Regions from separate parts of the Homo sapiens genome. Here region 2 is linked to region 1. The links are chromatin contacts, found by Hi-C or POLR2A ChIA-PET in ENCODE. All regions are on one chromosome and are shown on one strand. Each heading gives the region's core, a stretch centred on a gene start or an enhancer-like site at or near the end of the contact. The rest is flanking DNA. Distances are from core to core; before and after follow the strand shown. Region 1 has its middle 230 kb from the start of MIR5702. Region 2 overlaps IRS1 (insulin receptor substrate 1).

The links. Hi-C counts contacts between places; a loop is a spot of excess contacts on that map. ChIA-PET counts read pairs that join two places held with the same protein, here RNA polymerase II (POLR2A). Pooled maps may share reads with other maps.
Region 2: a map of mammary epithelial cell shows a loop between it and region 1 (3-fold over the local background). The contact joins two enhancer-like sites. A Hi-C loop is called at or near these places in 1 of 168 maps with a recorded cell type or tissue (mammary epithelial cell) and 1 of 50 pooled maps. POLR2A ChIA-PET finds 5 or more read pairs at or near these places in 3 of 52 experiments (AG04450, MCF 10A and WTC11).

The regions. Positions count from the first base shown.
Region 1 is chr2:226,425,328-226,430,348 of GRCh38, forward strand. No RefSeq gene overlaps it. Among named protein-coding and RNA genes, the nearest start is that of MIR5702, 230 kb to the right of the region's middle. Within about 2 kb of position 2,369, at least 9 of the 41 ENCODE cell types and tissues checked have a DNase peak (open chromatin) inside an H3K27ac peak, as active enhancers do; they include mammary epithelial cell, where a contact is called at or near this core.
Region 2 is chr2:226,754,820-226,759,883 of GRCh38, forward strand. All of the region lies in intron 1 of IRS1 (insulin receptor substrate 1), which reads right to left. Among named protein-coding and RNA genes, the nearest start is that of IRS1, 42 kb to the right of the region's middle. Within about 2 kb of position 1,437, at least 6 of the 41 ENCODE cell types and tissues checked have a DNase peak (open chromatin) inside an H3K27ac peak, as active enhancers do; they include mammary epithelial cell, where a contact is called at or near this core.

The DNA of each region.
Region 1 (5,021 bases), core at 1,119-3,618:
CTATCCTAGAACTCAGGGTCTTTGTGGTCCCTGAAGCTGGAGGTAGGTGACATAGAAACCCAGATACTGGGACACTGTCAAGTGTCCTAAATGCTGAATTTAGGCTGCCAAATTTAGCAAATAAAAATATAGGACATCCAATTAAATTTGAACTTCAGATAAACAATATCTTTTGTATAAGTGGGTCCCATGCGAGGTTTGGGCCATAGTTATACCAAAAGGTATTTGTTGCTTATCTGATGTTCAAATTTAATTGGATGTCTTGTATTTTATCTGGCAACCTTAGCTGTATGTGAACATGGGCAGGAAGATGTCAAAGCTTAATTATCAATTATATCCCAGAAGGGTACCTCAATGTAGATGTACGGGGTGATAAAAATCCATGATTTGCCCCAATGTATAGAAAAAAAGAGCCCACAGCAGAGACAGCAAAACCAGGCATCGCTGCCCTTCCACTATCCAATGCCCATGGCCAACATCCTTTATCAATGAAGACACCCTTTCTGGCTTCAACACAGCCACTCAGGCTTCCATTACTAATCAATCAGACTTGGCTTGTGAGATGAAACCTTTTAGCTCTCCCTGGCCTAGACAGGACTAACAGTGTGGAAATATGTAAAATTACCCAGGCTTGGTTCCCAGGCAAATCTCAATGGGTTTTTTTTTTTTGCCTTCTCCAAAAATCAGAAAATAAATTAAAAAAAGAAAAAAGAACTAAAAAACTATTGCCTTAAAAAAGCTGTGGAATTTCAGAGTCATCACTAGATAGCTCAGTTGGGGCCTTGATAATTAATGATTCTATAGAAGTGATTCTTAGAGTATGGATTATAGTCCATGTGGGGCCTCCTGATAATGTGCATTCTTTGGTTCTTCCTACTATCATTTTTCAATGCATTCAAAGGTTACACATTGGCCACCTTCTAAATGAATGATTGTTACTTAATGTTATTTAATGTTGTATGCAATCTCAGAGATTGCTAAGAACTCTGATTCAGGGTCCTACATTACCATGTAATGCTGGTGAGGTTGCACAATTCTAATTGAGCACAACTTGTGGAATTCCTGTTGTTTTCAGGAAGCACACGTGATTATCAGTGTGGTCTTAACTTGGTCGTGGTTTCCAAATGTCTTCTACTTAGGAATTACTTTTGGCTTAACTTCTTCATTTACATTGGACTTTGTTGTGGATTGTTTGGTTAACCCAAGTGTGTAGTGATATATGTTTCCATCAATGGCATTTGAAGACCGTAATTTTGCAATCACTAGCCTTTAAGGCATGTATACATTGTGATTCGAATAGGAGTCATCTCTACCACTTTGCTAAGGCAAACCACAAAAATCTGCTTATACAGTGACACGTTCCCTCTTATTATTCTATTCTTTTCCCTCTGTAGAGCAGGAATGCATAGGATAAGTGGTCTGTGAAGTCTTCTGCCTTCTCAGTCTGCACTATGGTCACAAAAAATAATTCAAGAAATACTTTTCTAGAGCCATGATATTCAACCTTGATCAGGTAATATTAAATGTTAACACATTTAATGCATTTGTTGATATCACATGACCAAACTTTTCTCATATCCAGAAATATTTCGTCTCAAAAAACATTGATTTTTTGACACATGTAATTTTAACCAAGAGCATGTCACTTATTTTTTTAACTTTTAAGCTGAGCATGATTGACTCTTTCCAATTCTTTTTCCATGAATATTTGTCTCCTTTTCTTTTACTTTTGATTATGCTTACTGGCACTCAGTTGCTAGCAATCGAGCAGTGGCAAAAGCCAGACCTTTAAAAAAATCTGTAGGAAAAAATATCTTTAGACAGACAAATGGTTTTCCATTTAATTTAATTTTCCTGCAAACTGGGAAAATATTTCCAGTATTCCATTTTACTGTCATGTCACTTTGGTTCTTTAGGTGCTTAAACCACATATTATGAACTATTAGAGAATTATGAAATTGATGTAGTGAGTCTTGGCTGGTATTCTTTTCTTAAAGATAGAATAGAGAATACATCACATATATTTTGCCTCCTGAAAAGTTTGTTTCAGTTGTGTGTGTGTGTGTGTGTGTGTCTCCTAGGACACAATGTAAAATGTGTTTCTTGCCATGTAGGAGGGTGTTGGTTAAAAGTTTGAAAAACATTGCTGTAGAGAAAAGTTCCTCAATCATTAATATGTATAAAATTACAGGGGAACCTTGTTAAAATGCAGTTTCAGACTTCTACTTATCTATCAATCCATGGGATAGGGTCTTATATTCTTCATTTCAATAAAACTCCTAAGTGATTCTGATGCTGCTATTCCAAAGGATCACACTTTGAGTAGTGAGGGCCAAGAGGAAGAGCTATAGCCACAAGCAGAGGATGACTAACCCTCTGGAGGAATGGCAAATGAAACTCTAGACCCTGAATATCCTGCTCAGGATACCACAGCCGCAAGAGGCATCTTCAGCTACAGCGTCTGACTAAGGCAGTTCTTTCCAGCAGGCTTACCTTCCCTTCTCTATGGTAATCTCAGCACTTCGGGGGGCCAAGGCAGGCTGATCGCTTGAGTCCAGGAGTTTGGGACCAGACTAGGCAACATGGTGAAGCCTAGTCTCTACAAAAAATACAAAAAAAAAAAATTAGCTGGGCATGGTGGCACACATTTGTAGTCCCAGCTACTTGGGAGGCTGAGGTGGGAAGATTGCTTGAGCCTCGCCTGGGAGGTCGAGGCTGCAGGGAGCCGTGATTGCACCACTGCACTCCCTCCTAGGTGACAGAGCCAGAAAAAACTTTCCTAACTACTCCTTTCCTATGTGAGTCAGTCTGGGCTGCTATGACAAAGTAGCATAGTCTGAGTGGCTTACAAACAACAGAAATGTATTTCTCATAGTTCTGGAGGCTAGAAGTCCAAGATCAGGATGCTAGCTTGGTGGTTCCAGTGAGAGCCCTCTTTGAAGTTGCAAATGGTCAGCTTGTCATTGTACTCTCACTTGGAGGAGAGTAGGCAAGAGAGTCTCTTTTATAAGGGTGCTAATCCCATTTATGAGGGCTCCACCCTCCATTAAATTACCTTCTAAAGGCCTTATCTCTAAATATTATCACATTGGGGGGTTTGGATTTAACATATAAATTTGGTGGGGGACACAAACATTCAGGCCATAATACTTGCCCTACATATGAACAAACACACACACACACACACACACACACGCCTGGTTCGATTAGAGCAATGGTTTCCAATCCTGGCTACATAACAGCAACATCATCACGCATGGCTTTTTAAAAATACTAATTAAAAATATTGATGCCTGAACCCCACTCTTCCCTTAGAGAGTTCATTGGACCAAAAGGGATCTGGAGCATGTGTGTATGTGTGCGTCTGCATGCATATCTCTGTGTGTGTGTGTGTGTGTGTGTGTGTGTGTGTGTGTGTGTGTTTCCCCAGGGATGGCTCTGTTCCTTGGTAAAACAGAATTTCAAGTTCCCATATTAATTATTAACCATCTCCATGGAGTTTGCCTCATGCCCTGGAACTTTAAATATACCTAACACTCTGGGATTTTCAGTGTTAGTCAATTATATTTCTATTTTATTTCTTTCATCTTAGGTTGTATTTGTCCTTCAAATAATTTTCCAACTAAACAACAATGCCCTTGTCAGTGAATGATTGATTTGCCTCTGAACAAAACTGCTATATGTCTCCTTTAACGGCTGCCCTACAAATGTCTGGCCCTTGGATATGATATTTTTAGTGTTTCTAAAGCAAACCTCAAGCATTTGGCTATACCTGAGTCAAGTACAAAGATAGTCTGGAAGTGGTATAATTATTATAGACATTGTTAAGTAATAGCTGAAGAACAATTACAAATGCAATGTGGTATGTCAGACACTCTAAGCATATTTTCTCCGTTGCTAATATAGTCCACCCAAGAAACTGCATTTCTATACCCTGTTTATCTGTTATTATTAGAAAATCATGTGCTTTATATCACATTACTTTCCAGGTAACTGAGGCTTCCCCTCTTATATGTATTTCATTAAATAGATGTGCAATGCTTTTTTAAAAAACGTGTATATTTCAATTTTAATCATTTTAGATTAAATATGTCTAAGCCATATTACCTACATCTTTGTTTTATTAAACATGGAATTTTAAACTTAATTTACCCTTTTCTAGATTGTGTTAGCATTATGACTATTAATTTTTATAATAAAAATCCAGAGACTAGTTTTGTTCTGTTTTTGCTGTTGGCTACCTTTTGGCTAATGGCTTACCTATTTTCTTCACATGTCCCTCCCCTTATTCACTTCTTTTTTCAAGCATTTTAATCAAGAGCAAAATGACCAATCATTAGAATAGATGAGAAAGGAATGCAACCCAGCAACAGGCTGTGAATCAGAAAGCCTGGGCTCTAGTCCTCAACCTTCATTGAAACTCTATTGACATGATTTGCCTCTCCTGGGTATTCCCATAATATCGCTATGCTTTATCACGTGCTGTATGTAATTGTCTGTCTCTCTTCACCAGACTGGGTGCAGCTGGAGGGAAGGGACTTACCCTCATTGTCCCATAGGTAAGCACAGGTCCTGGTAGGTAATATGGGATGAGGTGTTAGGAGGGGGCTTAATGACAGTCAACAGCTTCAATTATTCCAGAAGTCACTAAGTTCAAATGACAACCATGGAGCTCCCTTACAGTATGTTGCAAGAATTTGAAGCAATAGCTTTTTTTTCGTTGCTCTGTTCTATTGGGACTGAAATTGCTAAGAATCTGCTCTGGATAAGCTTCTTCTCTGAATGCATTTTTCTAGATAAGTTATTCTTCTATGCAAGTTGAAAACTCTTCATTTTGTTATAATTCATCCAAAAATACAGGGTGAGATCTTACATGTTTCCCTCCTTTCCTTTCCATTCCTGGGCTTAAGATGGGGTATTCGGACCCATGCAGAGGTGTGTGTGAATAGAAGTGGCTTCACAATGGGTGGAATCCAACTAACTCTAATGCCGCCCCTAAACCCTGCCTTGACGTACATACC
Region 2 (5,064 bases), core at 187-2,686, 330 kb after region 1:
CAGAAATACCTTCACTTCTAGAAAACAGCTTGCAAAAGAGATTGTCATTATAAAAGCACGTTTTTATCTCTTATTATATGTCCTCCTATAAAAACACTAAAATGAAATCTCATTTCCAGAAGAGTCTAGACAGTGGTAGACACAACAAACTGGGTGTGACTAATATTTTGACAAACACAAACAGCCAAAAGGTAAAGCGTGAGGCCTGACATTTATTGATCCCATAAAATAGAAACCCTTTTAGCTCTCCTGCCACACTGCATGACCTGGTAGGCATGGGGATATTTTTATTCAACAGCTTTCCTTCGGTCCTTCCATCCTTTTTTAGAAAGCCAAAATAAAAACCAGAAAAGGCATACTTATAAAGTCATAAGCCATATGCTATAACAGGTAAATAAAAGTCCTTTGACGTTAGAAGCCACGAAAGAACAGAAGATTAAAAAGTAAATCATAAACAGCTGCATCTCGCCTCCCAGTGTTTACATTCTTAGACATCCACTTTTTAAAAATATTCCCTCTGTAGATCAAAACATGCTGTACTTTGAGAAGGGGAAAACAATGACGTTAACGTTAAAATATTGTACAGTTTACATATAAACAGAGCTAAGTTTATGCACATCATTCTAGTTGGCAGTAACTCATCTGAATGGCTCAAACTGAGAGCTATAATTAAGTGTGTTAATTATCTGTGTACACAAAAATCTAAAATATATATGTTCCTTATTATAGAGCATAGAATACAACTGGTTTAACAAATCAAAATAATCCAAAAAGCTTTTTCAAGTTAAACTTGGGTGCTCTGAAGCTGGATGAAACTAGGTTCAATTACTGGGGGAAGTCTGTTTCTTCATCCCATCCTTCCCCTCCCCACAACTTTGTATTCCTTTCCCTCAGTACCTTTTCTCTTTCAATTAGTGCCACCCACAAATACTGCTCAGCTCATTACTGACACTCAGGCTTTAAAAACTGGGTGGCCCCATACCAAGAACCATTTTTAAAATTACTGCCTTCAAGCATTAAAATGCTAATCCAACAGAAAGCAAAGCTTAAGAGCATGGAGCTCCTCCTCCCAAAAACATACATGTATATGGGAGAGAAGCACGGATGAGCCACATGTTTAAAATTCTAGTTTGTAACATATTCAAGAGATAAGCAGTTGGCAGAAAGCTTTCAAAACACAATGCCCATTCACAGACTTTATGCACTCACTTTCAGCCTTATAAAGGGAAATACTTCATTCTAAGAAGGATCTAAGTTTTAACATAATACAGGCCAACTTCCATCAGAAGCAGCAAATTAATATCAGTGGTAAGAAGGCTAGTAAGTTCAGGCAGATACAAGATTTAGGGGCCCTGAATTATCATTAAGAAAGCATTTATCTTATACCCGCATGTCTAAGGTACAAGCCAAGGTGAGTCACCAACTCATCTGACTGAAAGTTCTGTTGCTAAAATCTGGTATCGCTGACCTCACTGAATCAAAACATATATGCTCCTTTGAAGGTGGTGAAACATCCCTAGTCAGTGAATCACCATCTCTCAAAAATCTCCAAGGATTATAGGTAAACATGAGCCCTGCCACTACAAGTCAAAGTCTTGATATCCAAAGAACTGGCTCTGGTGTTAATGCATGCCCAAGGTTTAATGAGGATGAAGAAAAGAAAAAAAACAAACTAACATATTTTCCCTTTAGAACACAACTAGGACACATGGTTTTTTAAATCAGATGACTTATTGATCAATTATAATATGCTTATTGATGCAGAACAATAGCAACGTGACCTAAGGCTCAGGGATTCAATCCACAACTGGGATAGGTTATAAGGAAGAACAGAATTGTCTCCTTTAAAATACAATGGCTCTGGCTGGGCGAGGTGGCTCACGCCTGTAAGCCCAGAACTCTGGGAGGCCCAGGTGGGTGGATCACAAGGTCAAGATATAGAGACCATCCTGGCCAACATGATGAAACCCCGTCTCTACTAAAAATACAAAAATTAGCTGGGCACGATGGCGTGCGCCTGTGGTCCCAGCTACTCGGGAGGCTGAGACAGGAGAATCACGTGAACCCAGGAGGTGGAGGTTGCAGTGAGCTGAAATCACGCCACTGCACTCCAGCCTGGTGACAGAGTGAGACTCCGTCTAATAAATAAATAAATAAATAAATAAATAAATAAATAAATAAATAAAATACAATGGCTGCTTTCCCTAACAGGCTGTATGTAGCCAAAGAGAGGCCTAACTGCTTATGTGCTTGCTTCCAATGACAAAGTGCGTGTGTAAGAAGCACAGATATACTTGACTGTTTATAAACTACTGCAATTAATAATTTATGACAACGACTGCAAGTCATACAACATCTGAGGGTACCTATAATACACTAAGCAAGAAGCTTTCACTACTAGAGGATGGTACGGTTTGAACTCTCCTGGAGCCCTGGTTCTGGGCATTCAGTAGGCCAGCAGTTCCCAAACATGTTCTACAGAACATGAGCTCCATGAGAAACAGTCTTGTGAGGCTGAGGCACAGTGGCTCACAACTGTGATCTTGGCACTTTGGGAGGCTGAGGTGGGCAGATCACCTGAGGTGAGGGGTTCGAGACCAGCCTGACCAACATGGTAAAAACCAATCTCTACTAAAAAATACAAAAATTAGCCAGGCATGGTGGGGTGTGCCTGTAGTCCCAGCTACTCAGGAGGCTGAGGCAAGAAAATTGCTTGAACCCGAAAGTGGAGGTTGCAGTGAGCCAAGGAAAGAAATAGAGTCTTGTGTCCAAAGACATTTAGGAAATATCTCCCTCCTGACATCTCTCATCTCATATTAGAGCTTGATATTTTGTTTAACCATGTGTTTCCTACACTTATAATCTGAAAATATGTAGTTTTCATTTCATATCTGTGCTAACTACTCTAACATCTTGTAAAATACATTTTGAGAAATACTGCATTAAAATTTTCCCTCAAAAAGCCTTTTCCCTTGAACTTTGCTATTCACAAAGCATTCTGATAAAATATTCAACAAAAGATACATAGGCATAAGCAAAAGAAACATATTTTAGAATAGAAAAGTTGATTTAAAAATTAACAACAAAATGTTTTATTTAAGAATATCACATTTGTGTTTTTAGCCCTAAATTTCTAATATGGTTTGTAGTTAATAAGAAAAATACTAACATATCAATAATTTACAATTTGCCAAAACATTTATGTGTCAAAAGAATTCTTTGCTTCTCTGATTTTGAAGGAAAAGAAAATGAGAGAGGCAGAGACAAAAAAATGGATTAAAAAGTGGAGAGACAGCTTCTTCCCCTAATTATTCACAGATTCCATTTGAATTCAGAAAACGATTCTTCACATTTCAGGACTCATGTATGAAGGTTGTTTTATTTTTACTTCATGGAATTGGTGGATGAATGTTATATAAATTATTACTGCACAAATAATTTTAAATAATACTTGAAGAATGAGACAAAAATAATATTTTAAATTTCTAGAACAGCAGCTATATCATTAGTCTACTACCATGACCACTACCATGACCAAACACGTGATGAGTAAGTCTAAAATCATAAAAACACCATAAGTGAAAATCGAATACCTTTATTTTCTAAAACATTAAGCAGAATGTCATATTACCTTTTAGCCTAAATACTTTCCCAATATACAGTTGAATATCAGGAAAATGTAAAATTTGAATGCCTAAATATAAATATTTAGACTTGGGTAGAAATTTTCCTCTTATTAGAGGGTTAAACTTTGATATAATATAGAAATAATTATAATGAATCAGACAATTACTTTGATCCCCTTCTTGGTTTCCAAGAGGCTGTGATGATACACAATATTTTCTAAGATATCTCTATGTGCCTCAAGTATCTACTGCTAGAAATGTGGAAATGAAACATAAAAGGCATCATGTTTACAGGGAGTTTAAAAAAAAAAGGTGTCAGTGAAGGGATGAGGTTAAATGATTGGATGCTAATGGAAACCACCTCCAAATTAGCCAGACAGGACACACCCAACCTACCCTTCCTAAAATATCCAAGGAAGTGAAATTTGTGATGCTCTACAGATAGATACAGGTACTGTCTTTCAAGACCTTCTTGTAAATTCCTTTAGCAAAGATGCTCATTGCACATTACAAATTATTTTGCCCAGTAACTGTGGAATAAGTGGTTGTGTGATTATACATTCACTTCTATTTGTGTCCAGAGTATGACTCATAGAGGCCCAATGGGGGATAATGAAAAAATCGGCTCTAATATCCAAAACTGCCTGTGTCCGGGGCTGGTGCAAGGGATTACACAAGCCTCAAAACACAAATAAAAGTCACAAACTAGCAAGTAATATTCATTAGGCACCCATGTGGTTTTGAAAGACAATTCCAAATGCTTTCTTATATAAATGTGAGATATGGTTGCTAGATTTTTACAATGCCATGCTGGAAAATGGAAAAATTCTCTCTACAAAGGAAAACGTTTAGTCTGGAGAAAATGTTTACAGAGGTTTGCAGCAAATAAACTTCTAAATATAGTACCAGCACTTAATAAAGGGTCAAATAAGCTCTGGGTTCTTGAGCCTGAAGTTTTCAAGGATTTTGACACAGCCCCAATGAACCATGGCAGAACCATGGCAGCTGGCAAATGCCCTGAACCATTAGCCATCAAACAGCTGCTGAAGCAAGTCACATTCCACAATTCTGTAGCACTTCCTATCATATAGTAACAGTTGGTATGTGCCCAAATTTATTTTCTCACTAAAGCTGAATGAAGATCATGTGAGCAGAGAAACACTTTTATGATTAAAGCAGATATACATTTTCAGATGTATTTTTTAAATGAATGGAAAACAATGAAAACTTTTTCAAAATTCATGCAAAGACAAATAAACACCCTTTTTTGATATAACTTAAAACTACATAGTTTCTTTATAGCAGAGAAAATACAAGAGAATCAGAAGTCACAATAAAATGCAAATATGCCATGAAAAACAAAGCCATGAAAATGCACTGAAATGTTTTGTCTCCTAGCACTCTGTTGGAACTTGTACATAGGCTTAGCTGAGAAAGA